Regions from separate parts of the Homo sapiens genome. Here region 1 is linked to region 2. Evidence: chromatin loops called from intact Hi-C (ENCODE). Cell type or tissue: heart left ventricle. All regions are shown on one strand.

Evidence for each region. Hi-C counts contacts between places; a loop is a spot of excess contacts. Peaks named below come from ENCODE experiments on the same cell type or tissue, not always from the same donor. Only the 100,000 strongest peaks of a DNase experiment are listed, where the experiment ranks them.
Region 1: it touches region 2 in a loop (6-fold over the local background); 33 of 110 quality-filtered maps call a loop at or near these places.

The regions. Positions count from the first base shown.
Region 1 is chr1:45,555,158-45,559,157 of GRCh38, forward strand. The region is part of intron 1 of AKR1A1 (aldo-keto reductase family 1 member A1); the gene reads left to right. Among named protein-coding and RNA genes, the nearest start is that of AKR1A1, 6.3 kb to the left of the region's middle. RefSeq lists enhancers at 894-1,640, 1,641-2,386. In heart left ventricle, no CTCF peak of the experiment used is centred here; no DNase peak of the experiment used is centred here.
Region 2 is chr1:45,357,493-45,361,492 of GRCh38, forward strand. All of the region lies in intron 4 of TESK2 (testis associated actin remodelling kinase 2), which reads right to left. It also overlaps the pseudogene LOC124904849. Among named protein-coding and RNA genes, the nearest start is that of TOE1, 19 kb to the left of the region's middle. RefSeq lists enhancers at 2,403-2,502, 2,763-2,842, 2,973-3,472. In heart left ventricle, a CTCF peak has its summit at 2,482 (motif pointing right); a DNase peak (open chromatin) is centred at 2,489; H3K4me3 peaks cover 1,124 bases; H3K27ac peaks cover 1,443 bases.

The DNA of each region.
Region 1 (4,000 bases), 200 kb after region 2:
TGGGAACAAAAACCAACTTTAAAAATTCAAATAAAAAAATACAGTATAGGCCGGGCGTGGTAGCTCACGCCTGTAATCCCAGCATTTTGGGAGGCCAAGGTGGGTGGATCACCTGAGGTCGGGAGTTCGAGACCAGCCTGACCAACATGGAGAAACCCTGTCTCTACTAAAAATACAAAATTAGCCAGGCGTGGTGGCGCATGCCTGTAATCCCAGCTACTCGGGAGTCTGAGGCAGGAGAATCACTTGAACCCAGGAGGCGGAGGTTGCGGTGAGCCGACATTGCGCCGTTGCATTCCAGCCTGGGCAACAAGAGTGAAACTGTGTCTAAAAAAAAAAAAAATTATAACACCTATTTACCTAGCATTTAGCATTTATATTGTATTAGGAATTATAAGTATTTAGAGTTGATTAAAATATACAGGAAGATGTACTTAGGTTTATGCAAATACTATGCCATTTTATATAAGGGACTGGAGCATCCCAGGATTTTGGTATCTGAAGGGGTCCTGGAACCAATCTCCTGTGGATACCACGGGATGACTATACAGAAAGAAGAGCATGGGTTAGGCCCTGTGCAAGGTGCTTTAGATATAGTATCTCTTGAAAATATCAGAACTGAGATTCAAACCCAGGTCTGCGTAGCCCCACAGCCTAAACTGTTTCCTCTGTACTCTACTGCTGGATTTGATGAGTACAGTTTTGGACATGGCGAATCTCAGATGCCTATACATACTAGTGGAGAGGTCCAGAGGGCGTTGAATATACAGAAGTGGGGTGAGAAGAATCAAGGCCTAAGGCGATAACCGAAGACATGAACTCAACTAGGGAATGAGAAGATTGAGGAGAAAACCCTGAAGGGACCTTTCCTTTGCCTCCCACACCAGCATATGTGGGAGCCAGAGGAGAGGCCCATGCAGCTAGGAAACACTCATGTAGATATTGTTTCCTTTTTTTCCTGTGTCTTCTACTTCCCTGCAGCCAGGCAGCAACTGTAGAGCCCTTTGAGAAAGAAAGAATTCAACAGAGGGAAGGAACCTAGGCATTGAATTGGAAATAATAAAACCTGATTCCTGATAATACCCTCCTCCCCACTCAACCCACACATCTCTCTTTTACACTTGAATATAACATGAAGGTTTCCGCCGGGCGCGGCGGCTCGCGCCTGTAATCCCAGCACATTGGGCCGAGGTGGGTGGATTGCTTGAGGTCAGGAGTTTGAGACAAGCCTACCCAACATGGTGAAACCCCGTCTCTACTAAAAATACAAAAAATTAGCCAGGTGTGGTGGTGGGCGCCTGTAATCCCAGCTACTCTGGAGTCTGAGGCAAGAGAATCACTTGAACCTGGGAAGTGGAGGTTGCAGTGAGCCAAGATCGTGCCACTGTACTCCAGCCTGGGTGACGGAGCAAGACTCCGTCTTAAAAGAAAAAAAGGATAGCCGGGCGCAGTGGCTCACGCCTGTAATCCCAGCACTTTGGGAGGCCGAGGTGGGTGGATCACAAGGTCAGGAGTTCGAGACCAGCCTGGCCAATACAGTGAAACCCCGTCTGTACTAAAAATACAAAAATTAGCCGAGCGTGGTGGCGGGCGCCTGTAGTCCCAGCTACTCGGGAGGCTGAGGCAGGAGAATCGCTTGAACCTGGGAGGTGGAGGTTGTGGTGAGCCAAGATTGCGTCATTGCCCTCCAGCCTGGGCAAGAAGAGTGAAACTCCATCTCAAACAAAATAAATAAATAAAGTAAAAGATAGGCTGGGCACAGTGACTCATGCCTGTAATCCCAGCACTTTGAAAAGCTGAGACTGGTGGATCACCTGAGGTCAGGAGTTCAAGACCAGCCTGGCCAACATGGTGAAACCCTGTCTCTACTAATAATACAAAAATTAGCTGGGCGTGGTGGCACATGCCTGTAATCCCAGCTACTGGGGAGGCTGAGGCAGGAGAATCGCTTGAACCCAGGAGGTGGAGGTTGCAGTGAGCCAAGATCGCGCCATTGCACCCCAGCCTGGGTGACAAGAATGAAACTCTATCTCAAAAAAATAAAAATAAAAAAGATAACATGAGGGTTTCTGAATGCTGCCAAAGGTCCAGATAGGCAGTTCCTGACAAGCTCAGAGTCTGGAATCTGTTCACGCACAGCTAGGCTGGAAAGCAGTTGTATCAAGCAGAAGATGAGGAAGTCAAGAGCTGGCCGAGGATGATTTTCTGTCCTAGAGAAAAACATCTATGTGGCACCTTCATTCTTCCCTAGGGAGCTCTTGTTCTTTGCAGATCTCCTCCATCTTTCATCCCTGTTCCCCAAGCCTCAGCCTTTTCGGTGTTCAGTTTCACCAGCAAAAGAAAGGGAGAAGCAAGATTCAGGTTTCTTCTTCCTTTTCCCCTTAAGCCAGGGTGTTGTTCAAGCTCTCACCCCAGGTGTAATTTCAGAGCCTTCTCATGCGTGCTGGGTAATCTGCGAGAGGCCAACAGGTCATTGGGCATTAAGCCCAGGAAACCTGCCTTAGACCCTGGTGGCAGCAGGCCACCAGGTTCCTCTTGTCAAGTCCAGACTTGCTTGCTTGATCCCTTGGAAATTTGATTATAAAGAGCATTGCCCTGGTAGCTTGTGGTTTGACACTCAGATTGAAGTTTTGATTTTGTTTTAGCAGAAAAGAGTGGTTTCCAAAACCAACTTAAACTAGACTATAAAATTCTTCCTGGGTCAGAAGTATTAGGAAAGACAGTGTTGGTGTACTGGCTTTACTCACAACTTGTCTTTTTTTTTTTTTTTGAGATGGAGCCTCACTCTGTATCCCAGGCTGGAGTGCAGTGGCATGATCTCAGCTCACTGCAACCTCTGCCTCCTGGGTTCAAGCGATTCTCCTGCCTCAGCCACCCGAGTAGCTGGGATTAAGGTGTGCACCACCATGTCCAGCTAATTTTTGTATTTTTAGTAGAGAGGGGGTTTCGCCTTGTTGGCCAGGCTGGTCTCGAACTCCTGACCTCAAGTCTTAAGTGATCTGCCTGCCTCGGCCTCCCAAAGTGCTGGGGTTACAGACGTTAGCCACTGTACCCAGCCTCAACTTGTCTTATTATTATTATTATTTTTTGAGACAGGGTCTCGCTCTGTTACCCAGACTGGAGTGCAGTGGCACTATATCAGCTCACTGCAACCTCCGCCTCCCGGGTTCAGGTGATTCTCATGTCTTGGCCTCCCAAGTAGCTGAGATTACAGGCATGTGCCACCACGCCCAGCTAATTTTTTTTTTTTTTTTTTTTTGAGATGGAGTCTTGCTCTGTCACCCAAGCCGGAGTGCAGTGGCTCAATCTCGGCTCACTGCAACCTCCACCTCCCGAGTTCAAGCGATTCCTCCTGTCTCAGCCTTCTGAGTATCTGGGACCACAGGCATGTGCCACCATGCCCGGCTAATTTTTGTATTTTTAGGAGAGACGGGGTTTCACCATGTTGGTCAGGCTGGTCTCGAACTCCTGACCTCGTGATCTGCCCTCCTCGGCCTCCCAAAGTGCTGGGATTACAGGTGTAAGCCACCAAACCCGGCCTAATTTTTGTATTTTCAGTAAAGATGGGGTTTCGCCATGTTGGCCAGGCTGGTAATACCCTGACCTCAGGTGATCCGTCGCATCGGCCTTCCAGAGTGCTAGGATTACAGGTGTGAGCCACCACTCCTGGCCACAGCTTGTCTTATTACTTGCTCTATCCTACATCCTTTTAGAACCTGGAAACTAAGATTATATTTATAAAGATATTGTTGGCAATTAAATCAATCCCAAGAGTGATATTCATGGTACTGATGAGATCAAGGGAAAAGGTTGTATCTACCTCATTGGCTCTTGGTGTGAACATTCTCTCTCCTTTTCTTTCACTTGAATAGCTCCTGTTCAGTTATTCTTTAGGACTTGACTCAGGAAGAGATTCCTCCAAGAAGCCATCCTAGCAAGGTTACCCTTTTCTTGCCACCCTTGTGCAGCTCTTGTGCAGAATTTGATCAAAGCTCTTATC
Region 2 (4,000 bases):
TATTTGAAGATAGTCTTGCTGTTCATCATTCCTAAATACCCATGAAGGGCAGCTTTGCTTTTTTAGTAAAAAAAAAAAAAAAGAAAAAAAAGTGAATAAGGCTGGGCACGGTAGGAGGCCAAGGTGGGAGGATCACTTGAGGTCAGGAGTTTGAGACCAGCCTGGGGAAAGTGGCAAAATCCCGTCCCTACAAAAAATACAAAAATTGGCCAGGCACGGTAGCTCCCAGGGGTGGGATCATAGTAGCTAACACCTGTAATCCCAGCACTTTGGGAGGCCAAGGCAGGTGGATTACCTGAGGTCGGGAGTTCGAGACCAGCCTGACCAACATGGAGAAACCCTGTCTCTACTAAAAATACAAAATTAGCCAGGCATGGTGGCGCATGCGTGTAATCCCAGTACTCGAGAGGATGAGGCAGGAGAATCGCTTGAACACGGGAGATGGAGGTTGCAGTAAGCCGAGATTGCACCATTGTACTCCAGCCTGGGCAAGTGACGGAGTGAAACTCCGTCTAAAAAAAAAAAAAAAAAAAAAAAAAGCCTGGGCACAATGGCTCACACCTGTAATCCCAGCACTTTGGGAGGCCAAGGTGGGCAGATCACGAGGTCAGGAGATCGAGACCGTCCTAGCTAACATGCTGAATCCCCGTCTCTACTAAAAATACAAAAAATTAGCCGGGCGTGGTTGCAGGCGCCTGTAGTCCCAGCTACTCGGGAAGTTGAGGCAGGAGAATGGCATGAACCCAGGAGGCGGAGCTTGCAGTGAGCCGAGACTGTACCACTGCACTCCAGCCTGGGCAACAGAGCGAGACTCCATCTCAAAAAAAAAAAAAAATTAGCTGGGTGTGGTGGTGTGTGCCTATAGTCACAGCTACTCACAGGTTGAGGTTGGGATGATCACTTGAACCTCAGGAGGTCAAGGCTGTAGTGAGCCATGATTGTGCCACTAGATTCCAGCCTAGGCAACAGAGAGAGACCCAGTCTCAAAAAAAAGTGAGTAAGTATATGTATTTATAAATAATAATAGCAGCTGTTATTTATATAGTATCTAAATTGTTTCAGGCACTGTTCTGAGAGTTTTGCATATATTATCTCATTTAATCTGCACAATAACCCTATAAGGTAGGTACACTGGTACTTTTTTTCCTTTTTTTTTTCATGTCAGACAACGTGCAGACATTAATAAGGTTTGAGGGTAGTACACCTCACACATGCACATGAAAATCCAATCATCGTGCTATGGACTACAAAATGACTACATACTATTACTCATTTTAGAGAAGGCATTTAGAAATTAAGCAACTTGCTTAAAGTTATCCAGTTATTAAGTGGCAGAGACTGGCAGACTCTGCAGTCTGGCTCCAGAGTCCATACTCTTTACCACTACGTTGCACTGGAGACTTAGAGACCACAGCATCTGAGTAAGAGAGCCTCATGCAGCACAGGAGCTCAAAAATGAATTTACTCAAACCTTATATGATGTATTATCTCCCTCCTCCTCCCAAGGGAGAAAAAGAGGGAAATTCCTCTAAGCCTAAAATTTATATCTTAATACATATTTTTGGGTACCATTGCATTTACAAAGGACTAGGGAACTTAATGGGATAAGAGGAGAAATATCTGAATTCTAGCCCAATTCAGCCTCCTAATAGCCATTTAACTTGGACAAATCAACTAATAAGGCTATCCATCTTTCACTTTTCTCAACTATAAGTAGGTATGATAATCCCTGATTCACCTAATTTGCAGTGTTGTTATGAGAATCTAATAAAATATGTGAAAGTTGGCCAGGCGCCGTGGCTCACGCCTGTAATCTCAGCACTTTGGGAGGCCAAGGCGGGCAGATCACCTAAGGTCAGGAGTTCAAGACTAGCCTGGCCAACATAGTGAAACCCCATCTCTACTAAAAATACAAAAATTAGCCGGGCATGGTGGTGGGTGCCTGTAATCCCAGCTACTCGGGAGGCTGAGGCAGGAGAATCACTTGAACCCGGGAGGCGGAGGCTGCAGTGAAGTGAGATTGAGCCACTGCACTCCAGCCTAGGCAACAGAGTGAGACCCTGTCTTGAAAAAAAAATATGTAAAAGTTGGCCAGGCGAGATGGCTCACACCTGTATTCCTAGCACTTTGGGAGGCCAAGGCAGGTGGATCCCCTGAGGCTAGGAGTTCGAGACCAGTCTGGCCAACATGGTGAAACCCCATCTCTACTAAAGATACAAAAATAAGCAGGGCATGGTGGCAGACGACTGTGATCCCAGCTACTTGGGAGGCTGAGGCACGAGAATCACTTGAACCTTGGAGGCAGAGGTTGCGGTGGGCAGAGATCATATCACTGCACTCCAGCCTGGGCAACAGGGTGAGACTCTGTCTCAAAAAAATAATAATAAAATAAAATATGTGAAAGCGCTTCGAAAAAAATTTAAATGTCATATATTTTCTGATGTGGTAATAATATAAGCACCAAAAAGAACCAGTTGGGGGCAGCACCATGCAGCACTTCAGATCCTTGGAAGCGTCGGACCAGTTTTGGCAAGACAGAAAGAATGACTAAAAATAAATCTTCCAACTTCTCAAAAGGGAAACTTGTTGATCTGCTTCATCCTGCTTGATAATCCATCTTTGAAAATCTTAAAATAAGGCATAATGACGGCATAAGCACAGCGCCTTGCTCTCTTCATTCTAGTTGAATCTGCCCAAGATTCACATTTGAGGTGCCCATTTGCTGAAAAGAAACTGAGCTTGTGAACTTCAGGGTTATAAGTGGGCAGTGAAGCTGACATCTAATCATGCAGGCAGATTTCTTTAGCTCTGAAAGTCAAAAGGTAGGCAGTGGTTCACTTCTTTAGCATGATGACAGTGTGATATGTCGGGCCTGTCTTCAGGAGCCACTCAGGTTTCCCAACTGAGTGCCAGGCAGAAGACACTATAATGAAAAGACTGTATGTGCACTCTCTATAGGCCAGGTGACACCAGGACTCTTGGTTCTGGGAAACACTTGTTTACTCTGTTCAGCAGTGTCTCTGAAGGCCCTGGAAATCCATATGCAAAGCCAGAGGGTGGAGAGCACAGGAAAAGGTGACAAAAGATGAGGAATCACACTTGGCTAATAGATTCTGGCTTCTCCAGGCAAACTGGAAAAAGCGCAAACCAAGGACCAGAGAGGGAAAACAAATGGAATTTGCTTTTACAACCCATTTCTCTTGCCTGCCTTTGGTGAATACATTAGTTGGGCTGATAAGCCTGTAGGCCCTCAGAAACCGCTTCTCAATGTTTCAAGACCTCTGCATGCATAAGAAAAGGAAATTTGAGATTTGTCAACAAGGAAGATTTCTTTCTTTTTTTTGAGACGGAGTCTCACTCTGTCCCTCAGGCTGGAGTGCAGTGGCGCCATCTCGGCTCACTGCAACCTCCACCTCCCAGGTTCAAGTGATTCTCCAGCCTCAGCTTCCCGTGTAGCTGGGATTACAGGCTGTGTCACCACACCCAGCTAATTTTTGTATTTTTTAGTAGAGACAGGGTTTTCCCATGTTGGCCAGGCTTGTCTCGAACTCCTGACCTCAGGTGATCCACCCGCCTCAGCCTCCCAAAGTGCTAGGATTACAGGCGTGAGCTACCGCACCCAGCCAGAAGATTGCTACACGGTCTCTGTGCCCATTAGCTGGAATGTTCACTTCTCCATAAGCAACTCCCAGTGCAGACTCAGCTGGTGTGGCCTCTAAACAAATCCCTCTGCAGGAAGCAGAGACAAGAGCAACTGCATTAGCATGTTCAGCTTTCCCGGATGGGGATAACAGCTGCTTTGCTTTCATTTTCAGCTAGACTACTCCCTCGGTCAGCCCTATAAAATGACCCAAGGCATTGGTAATACATTTAATTAATACAGAAGTTTTAATATTTTTAATTGTTGTTATTTTAACCTTTCAAGTTAGAAAACTATAATACAGTCAATAAAATGTGTTATAGATACTTCAATACCTCTCAGTGGCTGTTACCTTTTTCT